Regions from separate parts of the Homo sapiens genome. Here all the other regions are linked to region 1. The links are chromatin contacts, found by Hi-C or POLR2A ChIA-PET in ENCODE. All regions are on one chromosome and are shown on one strand. Each heading gives the region's core, a stretch centred on a gene start or an enhancer-like site at or near the end of the contact. The rest is flanking DNA. Distances are from core to core; before and after follow the strand shown. Region 1 overlaps RAD51B (RAD51 paralog B). Region 2 has its middle 190 kb from the start of RAD51B-AS1. Region 3 overlaps RAD51B (RAD51 paralog B).

What was found. Hi-C counts contacts between places; a loop is a spot of excess contacts on that map. ChIA-PET counts read pairs that join two places held with the same protein, here RNA polymerase II (POLR2A). Pooled maps may share reads with other maps.
Region 2: a loop to region 1 is called in a pooled map, with 3 times the contacts of the local background. The contact joins two enhancer-like sites. A Hi-C loop is called at or near these places in 1 of 168 maps with a recorded cell type or tissue (PC-3), 8 of 37 single-sample maps with no recorded cell type and 5 of 50 pooled maps. POLR2A ChIA-PET finds 5 or more read pairs at or near these places in 5 of 52 experiments (CD4-positive, alpha-beta T cell, GM10248, GM12878 and 2 more).
Region 3: a map of PC-3 shows a loop between it and region 1 (2.0-fold over the local background). The contact joins two enhancer-like sites. A Hi-C loop is called at or near these places in 3 of 168 maps with a recorded cell type or tissue (Calu3, HepG2 and PC-3), 3 of 37 single-sample maps with no recorded cell type and 5 of 50 pooled maps. POLR2A ChIA-PET finds 5 or more read pairs at or near these places in 4 of 52 experiments (B cell, GM10248, OCI-LY7 and 1 more).

Annotation. Positions count from the first base shown.
Region 1 is chr14:68,305,510-68,308,623 of GRCh38, reverse strand. The region is part of intron 8 of RAD51B (RAD51 paralog B); the gene reads right to left. Among named protein-coding and RNA genes, the nearest start is that of RAD51B-AS1, 380 kb to the left of the region's middle. RefSeq lists an enhancer at 2,083-2,222. Within about 2 kb of position 1,608, at least 14 of the 41 ENCODE cell types and tissues checked have a DNase peak (open chromatin) inside an H3K27ac peak, as active enhancers do; they include B cell, GM12878 and OCI-LY7, where a contact is called at or near this core.
Region 2 is chr14:68,493,979-68,497,092 of GRCh38, reverse strand. It overlaps a transcript of RAD51B not described here. Among named protein-coding and RNA genes, the nearest start is that of RAD51B-AS1, 190 kb to the left of the region's middle. Within about 2 kb of position 1,517, at least 4 of the 41 ENCODE cell types and tissues checked have a DNase peak (open chromatin) inside an H3K27ac peak, as active enhancers do; they include GM12878, where a contact is called at or near this core.
Region 3 is chr14:68,470,089-68,473,202 of GRCh38, reverse strand. All of the region lies in intron 10 of RAD51B (RAD51 paralog B), which reads right to left. Among named protein-coding and RNA genes, the nearest start is that of RAD51B-AS1, 210 kb to the left of the region's middle. RefSeq lists enhancers at 1,444-1,977, 1,978-2,511. Within about 2 kb of position 1,587, at least 7 of the 41 ENCODE cell types and tissues checked have a DNase peak (open chromatin) inside an H3K27ac peak, as active enhancers do; they include B cell and OCI-LY7, where a contact is called at or near this core.

The DNA.
Region 1 (3,114 bases), core at 359-2,858:
CATCATCTGATTCAGCCTCCTCTAGAAAGTTTTGTTTCTTAAATAATTTTATAAACACCAAGGCATTGTTATTTAACAAGGTCTAAGGGCAGAGAAAAATATTTTATAAATTATTTTCGTAAGCTGCTTGTAGGGCCTTTTATTATCTTAAATAATGACTAAATGAATGAAATTCTTTGAGATTTGGCAGCTTTAAGATTGCAGAGGTTGTTAAGAGGTAGAAATAGGATCCATGTTGTGTCCCTTTGGCAAAAGAAAATACTCATGCCACTGGTTCATGTCCCAAACAACCAGAAACTCACTCTCCATCTTTCTAATTTTTCAGAAATAACCTGTCATGTACATTTCCTTTTCTCTCACTGACAGAAAAGAAGGCATATTGGATAAGCAAATATAATGGAAGAATTCTGATGTGCAAAATGTCCTAATAAAGGGTCCTTCAGGGCAAAAAATACTCAAGTTGGGAGTTATGTAATTCTATCCTTGATATTATTTAGAAAACAACAGGAGAAAATACCATCCACCGTACATTCCTCGAGAACCTCCAATCAAAGGCTCTAGCATGTTTCCTGGCTTCAGACTGGCTATAAATAAATTTAATAAGGACGAAAAAAAAATCACTGCATCATTTACAGTTCTCTCTCAACTCCAGCTGACAAAAATCCAGTCCAGATGTTTGTGTTGCAAGAACAACAGTAAGAGGGTGAGCCTCAATCGTGAATATGAAAGCCCAGAGAGGGTGAGTTTGAAGAGAAAGGGAGAGCTAGGTTGGCAAGGAGGGTGTGAACAAACTTGATTTGATACTAGCTTACAGAAACACAGTAATTAATTTATTTTGTGTATAAGAAATCCAGTTTATTAGCCTTTCCTCTGCCTCATCTCCCTTTTCAAAGCCACTGGAGTTTGGCTGGTGAAGCTTGAAATGGTTGTTCCATAACCTTTGCTTTTAAATTAAACAAATGACTTCAGATTTTGGAGCAGTTGTTGACTCAGGGGAAAGCATGCCATTAAAAGTGTGCCAGAGACAGATTTAATTGGTGCAAGTCCCAAAAACTGCTTGAAGTACAGGCTTCCCACATATAGATTTCAGGGAAATTACTCAAAGGCCGCACAGCTTTGTCAGAATTTGAGATGTGAAACAAGGCAGCTGAAAGACTCCATATCAAAAGGGTAAATTCAATTCAGGAGATATTAATCTGATTACCTAAGTAAGGCTGTGAATCGGATATGCTCCATTGTGTGCTCTCGTTCAACCTGGACAGCTGGAGGAGCCAATAGCTTCCTTTTCTCTGACATATAATTAAGTTTTAAGAGATGATCAGGTTACGGATACAAAGTTTTAAGAAATATATCATTCAGGAGTGGCATTTACAGTGCTCGCCTGTTGCAAGAGACATTGTTCACTTTATTTCCTTGAGCCACACTGGAGAGTGTGTGGATCAGGGCCTAGGGGCTTGGTGTTTGTGTTTCAGGCTACAATAAACGCCCTCTGTGCACCTGCCTGGAGGAAAAACCAGTCCAGCCGCCTCCCAAGACAAAAGCGCCCTGTATTAAGTGCTGAAAACCCAGACATGAACTGACCCTGTCAAATTCCAGATAGGGAAAAAAAAAAAAAATCAATATTTTCATCCAATCCAAGAGGAGCTGTCATGTAGGTTTCTGGATTTCCTTTCTCATCTGCACTAAGTCTGAGCAACAATGACCTGTCAACAGAAGTCATCTCCTTTCTCCTGAGTCTCCTCGTCTTTCTAGATTCCTTCCCTGATGGCACAACCCATTGCCTGGCATGCCATAATCTGCCCTCCAGAGGTCAACGCATTCTCCCACTCTTTCTCTACCAGGTCTTTCCCACTGGAATCTCACTTCGGCCATGCAAGTTCATCTTCTGAAAGAGAACATTACTAACTCATGTGTTTTCAACGAGTTTTCCAATACACACTTGTCACAAACTCTAGGTACATTTAGAATTGCAAGAATGTTTATTAGGCCAGAGGATCAAGGTTATATTTCTTCCATGCTCACTGTGGTTTCCAATGCAAATTGGTCAAAAGATATACTGGGTCACACATACCAATTTCAGATGACTTCCTCTGAGAGAGCTGTTCAGCTTGGGCTTGTTCTAATTCATGTCTAGAATTAATCATGCTTGTCTCAGCTGACCTGCACATTCTCATGGAGAAAAAAAATGATTTCTTACAAATATGAAACCCAGCTAGGTGAAGTTTCATTTGTGAATTTCACCAGAGGCATGGGCAACTTTAACCTAAGTCATGGGTAAATAAACTGAAAAGGACAAGGTGATTACCTGAACTTGAAAGTGCAAGTTGGTTACAGGACCAGAAAGTACTTGTGAATTGCAATCTCCTACTCCTCTAAGCCAACCCAAAATGGAGAGAGAAATTAATTAAATCATGATTTTGATAATTATTTAAAACTGCCATAGACAGTAAAGCTTTGGCTACAAACGTTTGTTAATATATTTGATGATGAATAACTAAACTTTCAAGGTTAACAGTTTTCTCAAGGTTCTTCAATAGCTCCTCCAAACTCTAGCCCAGAGGGGAGGGACGGATGTGGGAACCAAGATGATCAGCACAAGAAAGCCAGTTCCCCAACACGGCCCTTCCACTAGGATGTGCTCGATTGTTTGTGTCTGAAGAGAGGAGAGGAACCAAGCAGCATTTTACTTCATTTGGTGCTCATTAAACAGCTGGCCGAGAAAAACAGTCATCCACCACAGGTACTAAGCTACTTCAACCTATACCATGCTATGATGGCCAGCCTGGCAAGTTCTCAGTGGAACAGGGGACTGGTTAATAGCCTGCCACCTTGTAAGTGGGTCTAACTCAATGATGGAGGTGGTCTGCTGGCTGATATCCAGGCACTGCAGACACAGTGAGTCAGGACAGACCAACCAAGGGGCCCATCTTAGTTCTGCCCTGACATCCTAAGGCAGTGGTCCAAGCCTCCATCACAAAGATCATGATGATCTCTCCTTTCTGTGAATGCCTCTGATATTAAAAATCTGCTTCTCTCATCCTGGCAATTCATTAGATGCTGTACTACAGTGTGACTTCAACTGTTTCATGTCTGTGGGCCTCACGTTCTGGATTT
Region 2 (3,114 bases), core at 268-2,767, 190 kb before region 1:
ATACCTAGAAAAAGATGTTGAAGGCTTGCATAAAGCCTACTGAGGCTAAAACTGTTGTTTATTGAAGTTATGGGGAAAAAAGTTCATGCCCCCATTCTGTTTGTTCCAACCTCATTTGAAGAGTTGAGAGAGAACTTGTAGTTTCGTGCTTCTAGAACAGAAAAGATTTGGAATTTCAAAGAGAAAAATGCCCATAGGGAGAACTGGGGACATGGAGATGCCCTGTGTTAACTAGGGCAGAAAGTTGTAGTCTGTTGATGGAACTGTCATTTACTCATGCACCTGAACCCTTGAAGTCATTCATGAGGGTGGAAATCAGCTTCTTCCAAGCTCCTGTTAATGTTGATATTTTGACCTCCTCCTATGAATCACGAATGTTCTTAATGGAATTCATTCATTCACTGCATATGGTCCTGCCATGCGCCAGAAGGCAATAGGCCAGGCCACTGGATGGAGAAGACCCCATCCCTGCCTTGCTGCATAAGCAGCTCAGTGAAAAAGCCAGGCAGACATACCAGGAACATCACAGCCATACGGCAAGTGCTCAGACAGAGGTATCAGGCCATGGGAGCACCAAGGAGTCACTGCATCTGGGCCCTGTCAGAGGTGGGGACAGTGGACCCCAGTGTTAAAGGAAGATGGTGACAGGAGACCAGCATTACAGGCAAGTAAGCACAGCATCCACATTGGCCCAGAGGCATGGACACAGGTGGCATATCTGGGGAACACTGCTGCAGAGAGGAGAGGAGGGAATATGGCTACAAGAGGAGAGGAGGCTGCCGGGGCAAGTTGGGGCCAGGCTGGAAAGGGTCTTACATTTGACCCATTTTTTCCGGTGACTTTTTCCTTTTTATAGGAACAACAGCCAAATATTTGTCATAAATCATTTTCCTTCATCCTGTCAGTAGCCCCCTTTTACCGATGAATACACTGAGGTTCAAAAAGGTTAAGTAATTCCAAAGAGGGATGGACACATCACCGTTTGTGCATGTTTGACACACTGTTTGTCAATGACTGAGTGGTTACTGCTGGGGGAAGGCAGGATGGAAGGATGGGACCAAAAGGACAAAGGCGGCTTTAATTGCATCAGTAACATTTCATTTCTTAAGCTGGGTTTCGGTACATGGATGCTCTTTGTGCCTTTTTGTGTGAAATTTTCATAATGACTCTTAAAGCCACTGGACTTGCGTGTTAGGGCAGCATCTTTGCTTGAAAGGAGGCAGTGTCTGAGGCTGAGGGTCCCTTGAGAACACAGGGGCAGCCCTTAATATCCAAATGCTTGATGGGTTTTTCACTGTGGTTAAGAGGTAAGTCACTATTTATTCCACCTAGTCAAGGCCTCAGAGCTGACACTTCTACAGAAAAAGCAGGACAGACAGGTTTGATTCTCCTGGTTCCCTTGAGCAGGAACTGAATGTTTCCCATCTAGGGGCATATGAGCAGAGAGGAAGGGGTCTGAGCCCCACAGTGTGTCGTCAGTTACCACTTCTACGCGCTTGGCAGCCCGTGCTTCGAGTTCCTTTTCAACTGCGTTTCCCTTCAAGTTAACACTGCTTCCTCCGCTAGAGCATCCTGCCCCTCCAGCCTAGCCCTGAGAAGGAGACCCAGCCCCCTGCCTTCCTGGCATGCAGAACTTAAAACAAGAGCTCTCTGCCATCGGACATCCTTACCATTTCCAGCTATTGAGTATAATCAGGTGTGCCAGGATCTGATTTCAAAGCCAAAAGCAAAGGGGCTCGGAGGAATCCTCTCTCGGTTGCGCCAGTGGAAGACAAAGGGGTCTGAACAAACAGGATGCACTGAGAGCTGTAGAGAGCACTCCCCAGCAAGTGGGGTGGGCAGGATGCAGGGTTGGAATAGTTGACCTGTAAGCCTGGGTGTTGGCATGTGAGGCAGTCATGCCCAGGAGAAGCAAGGCAGGGCATGAACAGATGCTGATTCATCTGACAGCCTCTCTGGATGGTTCCTGGTAGACAGTCATGCTCTTCCAGGGCCCAGGGAGTTATATAATCTCTGCCTGAATAGAAGATCCCGACTCTGGCCGTTCACCTTGCAGAGAATGCTGACATTTCTAGAAATCAGAGAAAACCCACTATGCCTTGTAGGGCAGATGAGCAGTACTCAGGAATCTACAAGCGAGTCAGAACTGATGCGCTGTGGAGCTGGAGAAGACCCACTGGTTGCACCCCAATGTCTGGGTCCTGATGGATCCATTTTTTTCTGTCCCTGTTTCTATCTCTTATCACATACTCTGCTTGCTGGGCTTGGGAACCTACATCTAGTAAACTTTCCCGATCATTAACTGGATAAAGAGTTAAAAGTCATTCCAGAGAACACGACCCTTCTTGGGAGGCTATAGTCCGAGGGAAAATTTCAGTATTTCCTTTCTCTTTCTCACTGCCCTCATTTTTATATGGCAGGAATTGGAGATGAAAACAAATGTAACAAACCCGACTTGAAGGCAAACAAAGATCATCAAAGGCAACAAGAATAGGAAGCAGCTTACAGTGGAAAGAAAGTGCCCATCTAGACTGACGCCTCACTGATGGTGAAACTTAGTGGTGCTGCCCCAGTTCACCGTCTTTCAGAGATAGCCTTGTTGGTGTTTTCAACCGGGGGTGCTTGGAGTATTGCCCACAGACACCTCTGACTGTTAGAGTGCCTCGGGGAATGCTCCTGGCATTTTCTGGATGAGGCTGCAAGTACAAATGTCCTCCAGTACACAGGATAGTCACAAAACCGAAGAACTACCCCCACCCTTTTTCTAATAGAGCAGTACTGGTGAAATTGGTCATTTTTTTTTTTTTTTTTTTGAGACGGAATCTCACTCTGTCGCCCAGGCTGGAGTGCAATGGCGTGACCTCAGCTCACTACAACCTCTGCCTCCCAGGTTCAAGGGATTCTCCTGCCTCAGTCTCCTGAGTAGCTGGGATTACAGGCATGTGCCACCATGCCCAGATAATTTTTTTTTGTATTTTTAGTAGAGACAGGGTTTCACCATGTTGGCCAGGCTGGTCTCAAACTCCTGACCTCAACTGATCCGCCTCCCTCGGCCTCCCATAGTGCTGGGATTACAGGCATGAGCCACTGCGTCCAGCCAGAATTGGTCATTTC
Region 3 (3,114 bases), core at 338-2,837, 160 kb before region 1:
CCAGGTGCGGAGGTGGTATTTACCATGCAGATACCTCTGTACCTGGATGGAAATAAATTGAGAATCTTCTGGGTCACTTTGAGTCCAGCAGCATAAAACATTTTGATAGGTTACTGATTCAAACTGAAATCTGATGAACTCAAGTGGTGGTATTTGGGGGGACATTTTTGTCAATAAATCATCCAGCTGGCTCAGTGACTAAAAAAATGGGGTGGGAAAACTTAACGCAAGTTTGTGACAAGGGAACAAACAGAAGAGATTAATGCCTGTCCTGATACATTTCAAAAGGTGATCAAACTGTTCTTGATTGCAAAAGCAAAGCAAGAAAGATGAGGCACATAGCTTTCCAGCTCTAAAAAAGATCGCTGTTGCTTTGTTTTCTGTTTTCTTCTGCCACCCTATGCCAAGTGGTTGGAGATATGGGAAACTAATTTCATCTCCAGCACCTTCTCCGGACCTGTCTCAGGGTGCCCTGGTCTCCCCAGCTCCCGCTCATTCAAACCTACACTAATAGACGACAGCCCCAGGATCCAAATTAAACCTGTCATACCTGACTTTGATTTTGCAAAAATGATATAAAAAACACACTTCTGTCTTACTGAGGAACTAAGCCACTATCTTCTGTCCTGTTCCAAACAACCTGGCTTTTCTTTTACAAATCCTCCCCAGATCCCTGAGGAAAGGAGTAACGGGGAGGCTGTGCTAGATCAACCCTTCATTCCCCTGGACCTCCCCTTCCTTAGGTTCTGTTTCACCAAGTCCGCAGGTGTTTGTGCCTATGAGCCCCTGAAAACTAGGAGGGCTCCCGGAGAGCTGGGACCTGGGTTTTCCTCTAGGCCTCCTGCAGCGCCAGCAACACAGCCCAGCTGCTTTCAATGACAGAATCTTTATTCTTGGCCTTGAGTCCCAGCTGTGTTCTGGGTGGCACAACATTCGGGGCTTGCTAAGGGAACAAAGGACATGACCAGAGGAGAGGTGGGTCAACCTGGAGCTCACTGTAAACTCCCTTTCCTTTCTGCTGCCAGATGCTTCTGTGGGCACACACCATTAAAGCTGATTCCCAGAACCAACTCCTGCTCTTACCTCTCCACTAGGCCCCAGCACACTTGAGCATCACTCTAAGAGGCTAGCCAAACTGCTGAGCTTTTTCACTTAGTGGGCACTGAGACTTGCATGGTGAACTCTGGGGACCAAAGGAAAAATGGATTCATGAGATCCCCTCCTACCCCAACATTTCCCACTTCATTGCACAGAGAGGCTCAACTCTCTCTCTGCCTGGGATCTCAGAGTCCAAACCCTCAGGAAACTGGTGGCTGTGAGCTCCCTCTCCTTTGGGGCCTAAGTATTTCCAGCATCCAGAGGCCAGGATCCCAGACAAACGCTGGACAGACAAAGGAGATGCAAACAGGATGGTATTACCATGTTAATGGCCTGAGTTGAGGCCTCCTGAAGATGCTGGGAGGAGGGGGGTTCTTTCATTTACTTTTTTTCTTCCTTTTTTTTTTTTTTGCAAAAGGAGAATAGTTCCGCTTTCTATTTTACTACAACAATAGCATGGACCGGCTCCTTCAAGAGTTTCAAAAAGCAGCCTGAGAAATCTCTAACCAGCCCCTCAGTCTCTCCAGCCTGCCGCTTTATTGTCCTTCCCATCCCAGTGAACAAAGGGGAGGGAAGGGTAGAAGTCCCCCAGTTGCTGACTGTTCTCAGCATCCTAATCCTTGAGAACCGGTGAGGGAAATGGCCTGTGGAGCTGGTAAATCGAATTCTGCCCTCACCTTTTATTCCCTCCCTCTGCTTGAGCACTCAGGAGTTCTTCAGGTATTATAAAATCTCCGGGCTAGCAGGCCAGTAGGCATCTTGGGGCTTGCCAAGGGATAAAAGGCACTGAGGGATCATTCCCTACCCCCACGGGTAGCTGGTGTGGTTGGCTTGTTTCCACCATCCAGGTGGCTCTATTGAAGACCGAATGTCGGCCACAGTGGCTGGCGGCCTCCCTTCTAGTTGGCAGCACAGGAGCTGCCCTGTCTGTCTCTAAGTCCCTGGACATGGGCTGCACATCCCACCCAGAGCTCCAGGTGCCAACCTCCACACCAACTCGGGGCTCACCTGCCAGTGCAGCTCCTCATGTAAGAAAAGCTACTTGGCCTTGACTGATGGTACCTTTCCAAGTTTTCCACCCAGGGACCAAGGGTTTCTTTGCTTTAAACCTGGGGAATCATGCAGGTGTCTTTTAGTTTGGTCATGTGGTAAGAAGGGGGAAAAATTAGCTTTGATGTTGCAGTATGTGGAGATCTCAAGGGTACAACTGGGCTGAGCTAAGGGAATGATGAGTACATCCTCTCCTAGGAGGATCGGACAAAGCTGATGTGACAAGGCTGTTAGAGATCCCGCAGGATGGTTACAACAATCCACGTAAGAAAAACGTTTTATGCTGCAGCCCCCACACAAACTCATAATGTATGTGGACATTCACAAACACACAATCACACAAGAAATATTTTATGAAATGAAACAATATGTGTGATATAATCTGATATTTTTTCTTCACTCTTTCTTCTGTCTTCTCTCTCTCTCTGTTTTCAAATGCTGGTTGTGATTCATCAATTTCACTTCATGACCCACCAATGGGTTGCGACAGTTTTCAAAGTCTTGAATCAAGGTTAATGTTTTCATTTTCCAGCTGACAAAAGCAAGGCCCAGAGATTTTCTCAAGATCATACCAAAGCTGAAGGTAAAATCCAAAGGTTCTTTCTAGTAAATGAGGGGCCTGCATTTTCTGGGGACCTGCATTTTTTGTTTTCCCAAAGTCTTTGGGAGCACACAGCAAGAAGGCAGAGTGTGCCAAGAGGTTTGTTTTCAAGGGCATTGCTGGTAAAAGCAGAGGTGTTCCACTGCTTCTGGGAAACCTCAGAGAGGGATGTGTAGCTTGGGGGAGTGGGATAGAGAAAACAACTTAGAAAGCAACCAGGTGAGGTTCTGAGGTCTCCTAACCAAGCATTTTATTTACTGGTTGTTGTTCTTGAATTATAAGACATTTTCCTGAATTTTTCTCTTTCCTGGACACAGCTCCAGGTCAGCCTCCTTTAGTGATCCACTTTCTCCCCTGTTTTCCAA